2 separate regions of the Homo sapiens genome follow, and region 1 is linked to region 2. Evidence: read pairs that join two places in POLR2A ChIA-PET (ENCODE). Cell type or tissue: PC-3. All regions are shown on one strand.

The links. Peaks named below come from ENCODE experiments on the same cell type or tissue, not always from the same donor. Only the 100,000 strongest peaks of a DNase experiment are listed, where the experiment ranks them.
Region 1: POLR2A ChIA-PET joins it to region 2 with 11 read pairs; 12 of 35 experiments call an interaction of 5 or more read pairs at or near these places.

What each region holds. Positions count from the first base shown.
Region 1 is chr2:229,832,731-229,840,730 of GRCh38, forward strand. TRIP12 (thyroid hormone receptor interactor 12) reads right to left here. Exons shown (of 42, transcript NM_001348323.3): 6 at 4,118-4,254. Among named protein-coding and RNA genes, the nearest start is that of TRIP12, 85 kb to the right of the region's middle. In PC-3, no CTCF peak of the experiment used is centred here; no DNase peak of the experiment used is centred here; H3K27ac peaks cover 1,084 bases.
Region 2 is chr2:229,924,902-229,932,901 of GRCh38, forward strand. All of the region lies in intron 1 of FBXO36 (F-box protein 36), which reads left to right. Among named protein-coding and RNA genes, the nearest start is that of FBXO36, 6.4 kb to the left of the region's middle. In PC-3, a CTCF peak has its summit at 6,040; DNase peaks (open chromatin) are centred at 3,210 and 6,010; H3K4me3 peaks cover 1,374 bases; H3K27ac peaks cover 2,921 bases.

The DNA.
Region 1 (8,000 bases), 92 kb before region 2:
GACTTCACAGGTTGTACCCTTAGAAACTGTATGACTCAAATATATTCTTTAGCAGTGATTTTTAATTCAAATACAGTTGCTTCTTCACATTATACAGAAATGCTGTTAACGAATACTGTTACTAGGTACAATAATAACTGAAATGGCTCTTAAACTTATCTTAAGACTATTCCATCTATGTAGGAAGCAAATACCGAGTTTTAACAAATGAAATAGTGGGTATTTTTTAAAACACACTCTGGAGCCCATACATTAAAAAACAAACACACAGAAATCTAACCTGTTAGAGTACTGCTGGGTTTTTAAGTTTATTTATCAGAGAATCTACTTGATTTTACTTTAAAATGTTCTCCAGACCTACAACCATTAAAGGTTTCTACCTAACATTACTTCTTAAATATTTTATTCTAACGACTTTCATAATGAATATCTCAAACTGCACTGCCACAAAGACATCAATTAATCAAAACATAAAACCTATAGAAGAACATAATTAAAAGAGATGCTAAGGTTCTATTATAGCAGGGTCCCAACCTTTGGGGAGCCACAGAATCTTTTTTATTTTTATTTTTTTGAGACAGGGTCTTGCTCTCTTGCCCAAGCTGAAGTGCAATGGTGCAATTTACAGCTCACTGCAACTTCCGCCTCCAGGGCTCAAGCGATCCTCCTGCCTCCGCCTCCTGAGTAGCTGGTACCACAGGTACATGCCACCAAGTCTGGCTAAGTTTTGTATTTTTTTGTAGAGACAGGGTTTCACCATGTTGCCCAGGCTGATCTCAGACTCCTGAACTCAAGTGATCCACCTGCCTCGGCCTCTGAATGTTGGAGTTACAGGTGTGAGCTACTGCCAGAAGTCTGATTATCAGTAGAGGGTAGGGTGCTGGTTTTGACAGAAATTGGAAACTAATTGTGAAGAAAAGGATTCTTTTGCCATACCTCTGATAGCAAGTATTAAGCTTTTGTTCCCTTTTATGAAGTAGTTTAGGTTATCTAAAGTGGGAGTTTAGATATGAGTTATGAGTTATCTAATTTTGTAAAACATATATAAAAACTATTTTTGTATATGTTTTACAAAATTAGTTTGGTTTTACCAAAACAAAACAAAAAAAAAACAAAAAAACTACTAGTTTTGTATGTTTTACAAAATTAGAAGACTTAAACCAGCCAAGCCTCTGGCTAATTTAAGTAGTAGTATAGAGATAGCTGTTCTGTAAGGTCATGCAGATACGAAAATGTAATTAATCAACAGCAGTCAGCTACAGTTCTTTCGTCAAGGCTTCAAACCTCCTTAGGCATAGGCCAGATTTGTTCCCAGAGTCAAATATAAAAATGTGACTATCAGTAGATAAAATCCAATGCCAGATTTTCAACAGATATTTCCCGTTTAGTCTTAGCCTATCTTCACAGTACTGTGTAAGACAGTTTCCAATACACACAAGTGAAAATACTGGAGAGATGTTGTCTAAATCAGAATGCAAACATTCTACATGGAGTGACAAATTTTTATACTTTAACCAATTGATGCAAAGTTAACAAAATTGGACCACTTTCTTTATGTGATCTAACCCTGATCATTTCTTCCGAAACTATAAAGCTACCCAATGCAAAATGAAGCTGACATTATTTTACAAGCATAAAGAAAAATAGTTCATTCCTTACTTTAGTACCACTAGCATTTGCAAGACTTTATCAACACTATAAAGGTCTGTACAGTTCTGATTATGTCCAAATCTACGAATGCATAGCAGACCAGGTGCAGAGGCTCACGCCTGTAATCCCAGCACTTTGGGAGGCCAAGGTGGGCAGATCACTTGAGGTCAGGAGTTGGACAGCAGCCCGGCCAACATGGTGAAACCCCTTCTGTACTAAAAATACAAAAATTAGCCGGCTGTGGTGTCAGGCACTTGTAGTCCCAACTACTTAGGAGGCTGAGGCAAGAGAATCACTTGAACCCAGGAGGCAGAGGCTGCAGTGAGCTGAGATTGCAACACAGCACTCCAACCTGGGCAACAGAGAGAAACTTTTCCTCAAAGAAGAAAAAAAAAAAGAATGCACAGGAGTCTGCCTCTGACTCGTGGGAAAGCGTGGCAAACACTACACTTTCAACTTCAAAGGCTAGCATTTCTTACATGAAGAGCTAATGTGGTTGGGCTTTTTAAAATAATAACAACATTATTTCCAAATAAATGTTTCCAATGGAGTCTTATATCGACTATACAAGTACTATCCGAAAACGTTTACTTGTCAAAAAGAGCTCTAAGTCCACAAACCTATACACCATACTAATTTAGGTATTTTCTTCTACATTCCCATTTTACACATGCAGAAACTAAAGCACATTATCATGAAGAACTTAACGTAAAGCTGCTAAATAATTAGCTTATTTCCCCATAAATACTTTCATGAGTCAGCAGAGAAATTCCTATAATTCATAAGAGATCTATCCTCCAAAATGTAATGAAGTCAGTTTTCTAATACAAGTGCACATGCCACATGTATTTTTTATCACCAGCTACAATACACAGCTTGGGAAACACCTGTACCACACTGTAATTTGAAACATAAATGACAGTGTAATGCCTGGAACTGTTTAGAAAGGCAGTCGGATGAGCCTGATTCCTGTATGCTTTTATCCTCTTAGGTAAATAAATAGGGGAACAAAATTTTGAACCCCGTTCCCATTCCAGCCTTCAATTATATATTCGTATAAATTATATAAACTCTTGTAACTGCATTAGACAACAATGCTGTTACAAATATGCCTGGCTTTGGGAAGTCACACATCACAGCTTGTAACCCTGAGCAAGCATAAGCAATGTTTGTCTCCGTTTTTCCTCACTTAAAAAATGGTAATAATAACACTCATACCTCAGCAGGTTGTTTGGAATATTAAATAAGAATATATGTAAAGTGCTTAATACTATGGCTGGACTGCAATGTAGTGTACACTGTATATTAGTTATAATAATTACTGTAGTGAGTCTACATTAATAGCCTGCAGCTCCTTTTCTGTTACCCATTTGGGAATTGCCCCATTTCCACATTCAGGCTTCAAATAAACATTAGAAGACTGGGAAGGAGCGTACAGCACTGGGACAGACTGTGAGTCACAACCAGTTTTAATGAGTTGCAATTAAATGGACTTTCCAAATATCTACCATTTAAACCTTCAAAAAACTATTCTAGGAAAACAAATATGGGAAAAAACTCCTCTCCCACCATATAATTTATCATATAAAACTAAGAAAGTGTAGTGCTTAAAAGAAAAAAATCCTAAGCTAGAAAAAACAAGAAGACATCAATAGCGGGTAAACCACAACCTTCCTGGCAAACTATGACATATGATCAACCACAGACATTAAAGAAAATGACAACGTATCCTAATAGTAAACAATAGTATCTGAAATATCTTTATTCAAAAGGAAGTATATGCCTGTATCTAAACCTGTGTGTATCATCTGATTTAAGGGACTCATACATATAAGCCTATAGTGATTGATTTTAACATTTTTTTATCAGTTGTTCATGTCATTGAGAAATGTCAACAGAAACTACATTTTGATATCCATCAGCCAGAATTAATAGTTGAAGTATTAGCCTTGTTTTGGTACAGGTAATGGGTACATTATTTAAAGCTGAGAGAAAAGCCTTAATTTTGTGCTTCTAATATATCAAGAATAAAAATGAGAAGCCCATAACAATATAAATACTATTCTTACAGCTAAGGTTCAAACTGAATACTTGTATTTTAGGGCTTACAAAAATTCTAAATTAAAATTTATATATGTGTGAAGCAATTTAAACTATATCCTTACATTTTTACTATGAATTTAAATTCTTTCAATCAATGGGCAATTATACACACTAGTCAATATATAAAAAGCTTAAACAGAGTTTGCTTCTTCCTAAAAGCCTTTTGAATGTAATTAGAGCAAATTTGGATGAGAATTTTAAAATGGCAACCAAATCCAACTAATCAAAATATCAAACTGGTAAAGTAAAACAAAACAGAACAAGAAGTTTATACGATAGTAACACCTAGCATACTTCCCTCCCTCTGCCCATCAAATCTGTAAAAGACAGAAACGCATTTTAAAGCTAAGAAGTACCAATCTACCTGCAGCTCCTTGGGGAGCTTCATCTGTCCGAGCAGCTGAAGAATTTACTGCCTCCTGGTTGCTTTCAGGGTCTGCCATTTTCTCCTGTCGACGAGCTTCAGCTGCTCCTCTTTTGCCCAGGCCAGAGCCTCGCCGACTACAACAGAAAAATGTCATCATGGGCAGCATTACCAGTGAACCAGGAGCAATGTATACACAACACAAAGCTCAAATTCATGGAGCACAAAGCCAGTTTCTTCTTCGTCCTCTTTTTAAATAAAAGTAAGTGCACAAAATCACCATGTATAACAACCAAGACTTTGTATATTTAAAATTCTTCCAAGTTATATTGCATTTACAATACAAGCTTTTGTTACTGTGAGCTGTTGTCATCCTCAGAAACAGAAACGATTTTTAAAACACTTCCAACTAAAAAGAAAAGTGACTCTTTCTGCAGAGAAAATTCAATTCGTTTAAAATAGAGCATCACTTCCAGGGTAAATAGTGGATTAATATATTAATGCTGGCTGGGTACGGTAGCTCATGCCTGTAACCCCAGCACTTTGGGAGGCTGAGGCAGGTGGATCACCTGAGCTCAGGAGTTCAAGACCAGCCTGACCAACATGATGAAACCCTGTCTCTACTAAAAATACAAAAATTAGCCAGGTGTGGTGGCATGCGCCTGTAATCCCAGCTACTTGGGAGGCCAAGACAAAAAATTGCTCGAACCCGGGAGGCGGAGGTTGCAGTGAGCCGAGATCATGCCACTGCACTCCATCTTGGGCGGCAGCAACAACAAAAAAATTATACAAAAGAACTGCAGATTAACATTGAGAATGCGAGGAAGGGAGGAGGAGGAGATGGAAAAAAATTTCCCAGCCCGTGTTCCAGATTACCTAAATCATATAAAAATAACTATCCTAATAATGAATAACTCCATTCTTTAAATTATGGATTTAATATTATTAATAAATACAGATAACATTTGGGAAAGATATTCATCTAGGACAGAGACACAGAATAAATTATGGAAAAAGAATGACCACTTATTTCTCCTATAGAAAATTACATTTTATTGATAATAAACCTTTTTTTCTCCTTCAACAGCGAAATCAGTAAGCAAACCAGGGAGAAGCAAAAATACTTCCCCCAAAATTATTCAAACTTGATAGCATTTAAACAAAAGCTCCCCAAATTATCTCAAGAAAGGCAGAAACCTGTTACTAAAGACATGTTTTAGACTAAAGTCACACTACAGTAAAGTGAGAGAAGCAGGCACAACTGACCTACAAAGGAAGGCTCTGGCTTACCTGAGAGCACTGGAAGAGTTTATTCTCATTACAGAAAAAGCTTCCCTACACAGAAATTTGCTTAACTAATCTTTCCTTCACAAGGAAACAGCTCATTCCCAACCCATTTTACAAAGGTACAAATTAGTGGGATTCAAATTCACTCATTTAAGATCTAATCTCCACCAACACACTGGGCTGACCACTTTGGATACATAGGGCTGCTGCCCTCAAGGAGTGCTACTCTAAAGAGAAACAAGGACACCCTTAGTAGGTGACCAAGGCACTGTATATAAGCAGAATCTCAACTAATTCAGAAAAGATTTGCCATGAAGAGCACTTCAAGCAGGTGGCTAGATTAGACGGCCTGCGCACAGCATGATCATGCCTCAGTGGGTAATTTCGCACGTGCTAATTATCGTTGAGTAGAAGGAGAGACGGTTGCAGAGAACAGCAGGGCAAGCAAGACAATTACAACACTAGATTACCTGACTTCGCATATGGCTTAAAATTAATTTTCAGACACAATAAATCCAGTTTGCATCTCAGACTAAACCTTGAGTAATTAAGATTCAAAATTTGGCCCAAAATAGGACAAAAACTCTGGAAAACTAAGAAGTTTCTTCAGAAATCCTCAGAAAAGTTGCTATGCAACCTCAAAAGCAAACAGGTGTACTAAATCCAGATATTTTAAACAATCTAAAAAATTTAAAAACAGGTTGAAAAGATTTAAGGTGGCAAAGCTATATTTCTTATGACTTATAGGCACCAAGTTGTACTGTTTACTTATGTCGCTATTGTAACACCGCCAAGAGTAGAGATAAGAACCAAAAGAAGTGGAAAGACCTTTCTGCTAACCTGAGTGGGAAAACGTAAGCTAAAATCATTCCCCCCTGCATTACTAGTGTTGATGCATTTACTAGAGGGAACAAGCTACAGTCATGTGCTGCATAATGTTGTTTCTGTCAAGGACGAACCACGTATATGACCGTGGTCCTGCAAGATTATTAATACCCTATTTTTACTGTACCTTTTCTATGTTTAGATATGTTTAGATGCATAAATGCTTGCCATGGTGTTACAACTGTCTACAGTATTCTGTAAGGTAACGTGTTTTACAGGTTTGTGGCTAGGAGCAACAGGCTACCACACGGCCTAGATGTGTAGTAAGCTATACTATCTAGGTTTGTTTTAAGTGTTCTCCATGATGTTTGCATGGCAAAATCACCTAATGACACATATCTCAGAACGTGTCCTCCTCATTAAAAGTGGCATGACTGGCCGGGCACGGTGGCTCACGCTTGTAATCCCAGCACTTTGGGAGGCCGAGGCAGGTGGATCACGAGGTCAGGAGACCGAGACCATCCCGGTTAACATGGTGAAAACCCATCTCTACTAAAAATACAAAAAAAATTAGCTGGGCATGGTGGCGGGCGCCTATAGTCCCAGCTACTCGGGAGGCCGAGGCAGGAGAATGGCGTGAACCCGGGAGGCAGAGTTTGCAGTGAGCCGAGATTGTGCCATTGCACTCCAGCCTGGGCGACAGAGTGAGACTCCATCTCAAAAAAAAAAAAAAGAAAAAAGTGGCATGACTTACACAAAGACGGAGAACTCATATATAGCTACTGAATAATTAGCAGCGGAATGGCACCTGACTAACCGACCAAGCCTGAAAAGCCGAGAGGAAGTTGCAGGAGATTTTTACCTTTAGGCTAAGATTCTCAATCAGTTAATAAAAGTATATGAAATATTAACTGTATCACATCAAAGATAGTTGTTTTGAAAGTGAGATCTACAGCAACTAGAATCTAGAATTGGAGATGGGAGAGAACACACATAATAACTACACCTTTTCTTGAGCGAAAGGTGTTATAAAAATTAAGTACATTTCCCCCTCCATTCATTAAACTTAGCAACTAGTTCTAACACTTTTAGAAACCAACTGGGCAACAGTACAGCCATTAAAACAGGCATCCTTTTTGATTCATTAATCACACTATTGGGAAATTTAACTACCTTTTAAAAACAACCCAAATCTGCATAAAGATGCTCATTAGAAGTATATTTGGCAGACGAGAACTCTGTAAACAGTCAAAGGTCCTGCTACTGTCAACAGTATTGTGAAAATAGCGTTAACAACAAAGGAAAAGTAGAAGATAAAAGTATCGTCAAGAAATAGAATGATTAGAACTTAGTAGAAACATGTAAATAAATATTGCGGAGAAATTCACAAAGATAATACCAGTTATGTTAGAATATGTCTTTACTCAAGTAAAAAAAAATTTAAATAATTTTTTAAAAATCATCGGGCACGGTGGCTCACGCCTGTAATCCCAGCACTGTGAGAGGCTGAGGAGGGTGGATCACTTGAGGTTGGGAGTTGGAGACCAGCCTGGCCAACATGGTGAAACCGCATCTCTACTAAAAATAAAAAAATTAGCTGGGTGGGGTGGCAGGCACCTGTAATCCCAGCTACTAGGGAGGCTAAGGCAGGAGAACCACCTGAACCCGGGAGGCGCAGGTTGCAGTGAGCCAAGATCGCGCCACTGCACTCCAGCCTGGGTGACAAGAGCAAGACTCCGTCAAAAAACAAAACAAAACAAACAAAACAAAA
Region 2 (8,000 bases):
GGGATTACAGGCGCCCGCCACCACGCCCGGCTAATTTTTTGTATTTTTAGTTGAGATGGGGTTTCACCGTGTTAGCCAGGATGGTCTCTATCTCCTGGCATTACAGGCGTGAGCCACCGCGCCCGGCCCTAACTACTCTTTTTTAAGAAATCTTTCCCACCATCCCTTCAGTGTTCTTAATTTTTCTTTTTCTTTCTTTATTTTTATTATTTATTTATTTATTTTTTATTTTTTGCAAGTGAAAAACTCTCCTTTATCTCAGGTTCTGTCAGTTACATATATATAAAATCCTAAATTCTGATCCATTTTCTTTTTTAAGCATGCTGAATAAATCCACTACACTTCTACCAGTGAGAGTTAATCTCCAAGCTAATTAATTCACCCTCTTTTTAAAGTAAAATTTGTTGTAAAAAATGGCATGCCAAAAAAATATACTTTTCAGTCAACTGCCTTGAGAATATGCTATTTTCTAACCACAAGACAATTTTTCTGAGTCTCAGCACAGGAAACCAAACATCCAGTAAGAGGTGGCCTGACATAAATAAGTACTAAAAGACTAGCATTAAAATATGTTTTATAAGATAGATTTTTTTTCTGGAATGACTTTCTAAAATTATTTCTTGTACATTTCCTCCCCTTTCTCCTGTCTTTATTTTTTTAATGTTGTATATTATCCAAATTATGCCCCAGATTTAGATGAATCCTTCTTTCATGCTGATTCTGTTTTTTAGTCTCTTTTTCACTGCATCTTTTTCGTTGGCCTTAAATCCAAATAACTGCACATTTGACATGGATTTGAGGGCAGATATTTCTCTCATTAGTGTCATACCACCACTGACATAGTCCAGAATATAAATGTTATACATAAACATTTTCTTTGTTTATATAGTAACATTTGAAATATACTGTATGCTTATACAGGCACTTCTCTTTTACTGCTTGATACCATGTTGTTTTGGGTCTTGGGAGAGGGGTTTTATTCAAATAAATAACTTTTGGATTACAGCTTGGGGTCAGTTTAGTTTCTCGAAGCTGATCTTTATAATGATGATCTCCAGCTTTAGAAAAAATAGTGCGCTGCTTTCTAAATCAAAGATTCACTCAAGGGTTGGGCACAGTGGCTCAAACCTGTAATCCCAGAATTTTGGGAGGCTCAGGTGGGAGGATTGCTTGAACTAAGGAGTTTCAGACCAGCCTGGGCAACATAGCAAGACCCCTTCTCTTAAAAAAAAAAAAAAAAAAAAGGGGGGGCTGAGCACAGCTCATGCCTGTAATCTCAGCACTTTGGGAGGCCGACACAGGCAGATCACTTGAGGCCATGAGCTCGAGACCAGCCTGGCCAACATGGCAAAACCCCATCTCTACTAAAAATACAAAAAATTAGCTGGGCATGGTGATGCACGCCTGTAGTCCTAGCTACTCGGGAGGCTGAGGCAGGAGAATCGCTTGAACCCTGGAAGCAAAGGTTGCAGTGAGCTGAGATCACACCACTGCTCTCCAGCCTGGGCAACAAAGCAAGACTCAGTCTTTAAAATAAATAAATAAATAAATAAGATTTACTTGGCCAGGTGTGGTGGCTCACACCTGTAATTCCAGCATTTTGGGAGCCTGACGGGTGGATCACTTGAGGTCAGGAATTCAACACCAGCCTGGCCAACATGGTAAAACCCTGTCTCTACTAAAAATAAAAAAATTAGCTGGGCATGGTAGCATGAGCCTGTAATCCCAGCCACTGGGTAGGCTGAGGCAGGAGAATCACTTGAACCCAGGAGACAAAGGTTGCAGTGAGCCGAGATCTCACCACTGGGCAACAGAGTGAGACCCCATCTCAAAAACAAAAAAAAAAATACTGTTATTCTTACTCTAGCTCTAGTAGTTTACATATATTTTCTTATATTGGATTCTAATTCTTTGAAAACCAGTAGATTAATAAAGTGTTAGGGGTGGAAAGGATCTTTGTTTTTTTTTTGTTTTTGCAACAAGAGCCTCACTCTGTCATCCAGGCTGGAGTGCAGTGGGGTGATCTCGGCTCACTGCAACCTCCACCTTCTGGGTTGAAGTGATTCTCCTGCCTCAGCCTCCTGAGTACCTGGGATTACAGGCACCCGCCACCATGCCCAGCTAATTTTTGTATTTTTAGTAGGGATGGGGTTTCACCATGTTGGCCAGGCTGATCTTGAACTCCTGGCCTCAAGTGATCTGCCCGCCTTGGCCTCCCAAAGTTCTGGGATTACAGGGGTGAGACACCAAACCTGGCCAGGGCTAGAAAGAATCTTGAATATTATTTAGTTTGTACTTTCATGACACATATATATTCCTATTTATAGTGGGGAGAATGTAGCTAGTATTTGATTTGTAAAAACACTTTAATGACTAATCTTTTATATGTTGTATTTTTTTTTAACTCCAAAGGAAGTTCATGACCAATTGGCAAGTTAATGAGTGCAGGTGTTTTAAAATCTATGAGTTTAGAAGAAGCAAAAAATCACTTTATTCTAAGTGGTCCAGGAGGGTACTGTTACCAGTATTGTACTCTTGAAATGTTGTCTTCTTTGTCCTCTCAAAATGGAAGTGTTGCTTAGGTGGCCAGAACAGTTAACTTAGGTTTAATGTGACAAATACTGGAAAAGTGTTAGAAAGAGAATAATGGTATGCTAAGTAGATGGGAACTGGCAGATACGGCCTCTTGCAGCCAATAACCCAGGTGGTTGTCCGAAGAGCACCAATATGTTATAGTTAACTCCAGCAGATGAAAGAAGGAAGAATTGGGCAATAGATTCGTCTTGTTTTATCTCTTTTTCTAAATCCTATCCAAAGCTCCAAAAAGATATATGAAGCTAGTGTCATTTGAAAAAAAAAAAAAAATGAAAAAGCTCACCCCTCTAAAAAAAATGGCAATTATTTTTGAAGTGCATTAGAGTTGTGGCACTAAAGACTGAAAACACCTGAGGTTGCATGCCAGCCTGTGACAGGAAGCTGTCATCTCAATGACTTCTGACAAAAGAATTAAACTAGACTTGGTGATGGCTGGGCGAGAGACAACAAAAAATTGAGCTAGTGCCATTTCATACTGCAGACCAATTTTGAAGATTTAAAATGTAAATGCAGTCTAATAAAAATGTTAATGCACACACCCTTTGACCCAGCAAATCCATTTCTAGGATTTGGATATCCAAAAATGCTATCACATGTGCACAAGGATATGTGAGCAAGATTATTGACCAAAGTCAATAATTGTAAAAACATTTTTCCATGAGAGGAAATGTGGTTAAACTGTGATTCATTCATGCCATAGAATACTATCCAACTTTTCAAAAACAATGCGGTGGATCTCTGTTTACTCAGTAGACCAAATAAAATCTTTAGCAAGAAAAGCAAGTTGCTGGATTAAACATAGCATATCCTACTTTTTTAAAAAAGTGTTTTAAATAAATGTTAGTGAGGTTTTAAATAATTCTTAAAAGAAAAAGCTGGAATGATGCACTCTTAAGAGTTACAGATTTTTACTCTCCGCATTCATATTTCTGGAAGATCTGAATTTTCTACCATGAGCATTTATTTTTATAATCAGAGAAAAGCAATAAAGATTTAAAATGAAAGTGTAAATGGATAACTGTTACTTTGAGGTGGTGTCCTGCCTGTATTCCCCCTATTGGGCCAGCACCACCTTTCACCCACCTCCCTCATTGAATATTGAGGCTGAATATTGAATATTGAATATTGAATAGCTTTGATAGCTGTGTCCCAAACTCCTGCTGTTTTTGTGGAAGGAAAATAATTCTAATTCTACAGTTTTAGAGTGCAAATTGATTAATGATTAATTTTGCAATTTTCCTTGCAAAATTTTAAGGAGGATTTTTGGTGTTTTTGTTTGTTTTAGAGGCAGAATCTCATTCTGTCCCCCAGGCTGGTGTGTAGTGGTGCAGTCAGCTCACTGCAGCCTCAAACTCCTGGGCTCAAGCAATCCTTGCGCCTCTGTGTCCCAAAGTGCTGGGATTACAAGCATGAATTTCTGTACCCATCCTTAAGGAGGATTTAGTGTCTAGAAACTTCTGACCTTTTTTTCTTTTCATTTTTTTTTTTTCTTTTCTGAGACAGAGTCTTGCTCTGTCACCCAGGCTGGAGTGCAGTGGCATGATCTTGGCTCACTGCCTCCCAAGTAGCTGGGACTAAAGGCATGTACCACCCCGCCCGGCTAATTTTTGTATTTTTATTAGAGATGGGGTTTCACCATGTTTGCCAGACTGGTCTCAAACTCCTGACCTCAAGTAATCCGCCCGCCTCAACCTCCCAAAGTGCTGGGATTACAGGCGTGAGCCACTGCACCCGGCCTCTTTTTCTTTTTAATATAAGTAATAATTACCTTTGAGAAACTAAAGGAGCTGGGTATGGTAGCTCACACCTGTAATCCCAGAACTTTGGGAGCCTGAGGCAGGCAGATCACAAGGTCAGGAGATCAAGACCATCCCGGCCAACATGGTGAAACCCCGTCTCTACTAAAAAAAAATAGAAAAATTAGCCAGGCGTGGGAGCGGGCGCCTATAGTCCCAGCTACTGGGGAGGCTGAGGCAGGAGAATGGCTTGAACCTGGGAGGCGAAGCTTGCAGTGAGCTGAGATCAGGACACTGCACTCCAGCCTGGGCAACAGAGCAAGACTCTGTTTCAAAAAAAAAAGAAAAAGAAAGACACAGCCAGGCGCGGTGGCTCATGCCTGTAATCCCAGCACTTTGAGAGGATGAAGCAGATGGATCACGAGGTCAGGAGTTCAAGACCAGCCTGGCCAACATTCTACTAAAAATACAAAAAAATTAGCTGGGAATGGTGGCGCACGCCTGTAGTCCCAGCTACTCGGGAGGCTGAGGCAGGAGAATTGCTTGAACCCAGGAGGTGGAGGTTGCAGTGAGCAGAGATCACGCCACTGCCCTCCAGCTTGTGCAACAGAGTAAGACTTTGTCTCAAAAAAAGAAAGAATATTTTGCAGACTTCTAAGCTATCATGCCCATTCTGCCCACTGACCACCGTCCACAGCCAAAATGTTTCCACACAGAAAGAACTACTGCTGCTCCTTTTAAATTCCAAAAGTCAGTATCATACTTGTGCTTATGTATTTCCACAGCCTGGTCATCATAGCGAGATCTCATCTCTACAAAAAAATCTAAAAATTATCCAGGCGTGGTGGCTCACACAGGTAATCCTAGCACGTTGGGAGACCTAGGCAGAAAGATCACTCGAGGCCAGGAATTCAAGACCAACCTGGCCAACATAGCAAGACCCCTTCTCTATTTTTAAAAATAATTAGCTGTGCATGGTGACATGAGCCTGTAGTCCCAGCTACGCAGGAGGCTGAGGCGGGAGGATCACTTGAACCTAGGTGTTTGAGGCTGCAGTGAGCCATGATCGTGCCAGTGCACTCCACTGAACAGAATGAGACCCTGTATCTTACAGAAAAATAATTACTTTCCTCATCTCTGTTGTTTGTGTTGATTTACACTCCTCTTTTCAGCTGTCTTTTTGTTTTTCTTTCACAGTCCCTTATTCTTCCCTCTTCCCTTAAGAGAGATGCTTTAGGCTGGGCACGGTGACTCACGCCTGTAATCCCAGCACTTTGAGAGGTCAAGGTGGGCAGATCACCTGAGGTCGGGAGGTCGAGACCAGCCTAGCCAACGTGGTGAAACCCCGTCTTTACTAAAAATACAAAAATTATCTGGGTGTGGTGGTGGGCGCCTGTAATCCCAGCTACTCAGGAGGCTGAGGCAGGAGAATTGCTTGAACTTGGGAGGCAACAGTTGCAGTGAACCACGATTGCGCCACTGCACTCAAGCCTGGGCGACAGTGAGATGCCGTCTCAAAACAAAAACAAAAGAGAGATGCTTTACCCCTTCGCCACTGCACCTGAGAACCTCAGCCCAGCTCAGCTGTGCTGGAGCCCTCCTCGAGGTGTGCTGTGGTTTTCCCTCCTGCTGTCATTTACCCCCTCACTGCTCCTCCTGATGGCAGCAAGTGCGCAAACATTCCCTTCCCTGCCCTACAGGTTAGGCCAGGTGTTTATAATAATAAACTGCATTATTCTTCTGTTCCTCATGTTTGACACACTTCAGAAAAATGATTCCCAAACATTGTGTCTTGTGACACTCCAGGATCTGCCCAATTTAAGTTGTGAAATCCCTTTTAGTCAGAAATTTTTAATTTCTTTTAATTTTTTTAAGTGGCATATGGCACTTTTCTGAGGAGAGGGATGGCATGATCCAAGTAAGGTGATTAAACTCTTAAAAATAACAGTATTCACTGTTTAGTTAGTCTAGTCAAGTGGCTCCTAAATCCTCATTTCAAAATCACATGACAGCTGGACATAGTTCCAGTATCACCTTTTCCCAGGTAAATTGTTCACTTGGTACCTGTGAGTGCCTGCTCAATCTGGGCAGTTAATTTGGTCTCACCCTACAGTGACACAGATTTGCTTCATAATTATATGGGGCAGTAGAGCACTTAATTGGAAGTCACTGAGTCACGGATCCTTTCATTCCTCCTGCAGTCTGCAAGCTCTTGACCTGGGGCAAGGCACTTAATTTGTCTGAGCCCTATTTGCCTCATCAGCATAAGAAGGTTACTAGTCTAAGAGATCACTAAGCTTTATCCCAACTCTAAAATGATGTTTCACGACCGGCATGTTGGCTCACACCTGTAATCCCAGCATTTTAGGAGGCCAAGGCAGGCGGATCAAGAGATCAGGGGTTCGAGACCAGCCTGGCCAGCATGGTGAAACCCCGTCTCTACTAAAAATACAAAAATGAGCTGGGTGTGGTAGTGCATGCCTGTAATCCCAGCTACTCTGGAGGCTGAGGCAGCAGAATCGCTTGAACCTGGGAGGTGGAAGTTGCAGTGAGCCAAGATCGTGCCATTGCACTCTGGCCTGGGCGACAGAGTGAGACTTCAGTCTCAAAAAAATAAAATATAATGCTGTTTCACATGAAAGTAGTCTTTTGTTTTCTTTTGGTTTTTTGCTTGTATATGTGTATATATTTTTTTTTTTTTTTAGACAGGGTCTTGATCTGTCACCTAAGCTGGAGTGCAGTGGTGCAATCATAGCTCACTGCAGCCTCCAACTCCCATGCTCAAGCAATCCACCCACTTTAGCCCCCTGAAAATAGCAGAGACTACAGGCCCGTTCCACCATGCCCAGCTAAGAAAGTAGTGTTTTAGGCTGGGCGCAGTAGTCACACCTGTAATCCCAGCACTTCAGGAGGACGAGGTGGGCGGATCACAAAGTCAGGAGTTCGAGACCAGCCTGACCAACATGGTGAAACCCCGTCTCCACTAAAAATACAAAAATTAGCCAGGGCCCGGCACGGTGGCTTACGCCTGTTATCCCAGCACTTTAGGAGGCTGACGCGGATGGATCACCTAAGGTCAGGAGTTCGAGACCAGCCTGACCAACATGGAGAAACCCAGTCTCTACTAAAAGTACAAAATTAGCCTGGTGTAGTGGTGGGTGCCTGTAATCCCAGCTACTCAGAGGGCTGAGGCAGGAGAATCACTTGAACCCGGGAGTTGGAGGTTGCAGTGAGCCAAGGTCACGCCATTGCACTCCAGCCTAGGCAAGAAGAGTGAAACTTTGTCTCAAAAAAAAAATTAGCTGGATATGGTGGCGCACTTGTAATCCCAGCTACTCAGGAGGCTGAAGCAGGAGAATCGCTTGAACCTGAGAGATGGAGGTTGCAGTGAGCCGAGATCGCACTACTGCACTCCAGCCTGGGCAACACAGCAAGGCTCCGTCTCAAAAAAAAAAGAAAGAAAAGAAAAGAAAGTGGTGTTTTATACTGGAAAAAGCACTGGAGTTTTGTTTTTTTCTTTTCTTTTCTTTTCTTACAGAAAAATTGAGTTTGCATAGCCGGGCGCAGTGGCTTACGCCTGTAATCCCAGCACTTTGGGAGGCCGAGCCAGGTGGATCACGACGTCTGGAGTTGGAGACCAGCCTGACAAACATGGTGAAACCCCATCTC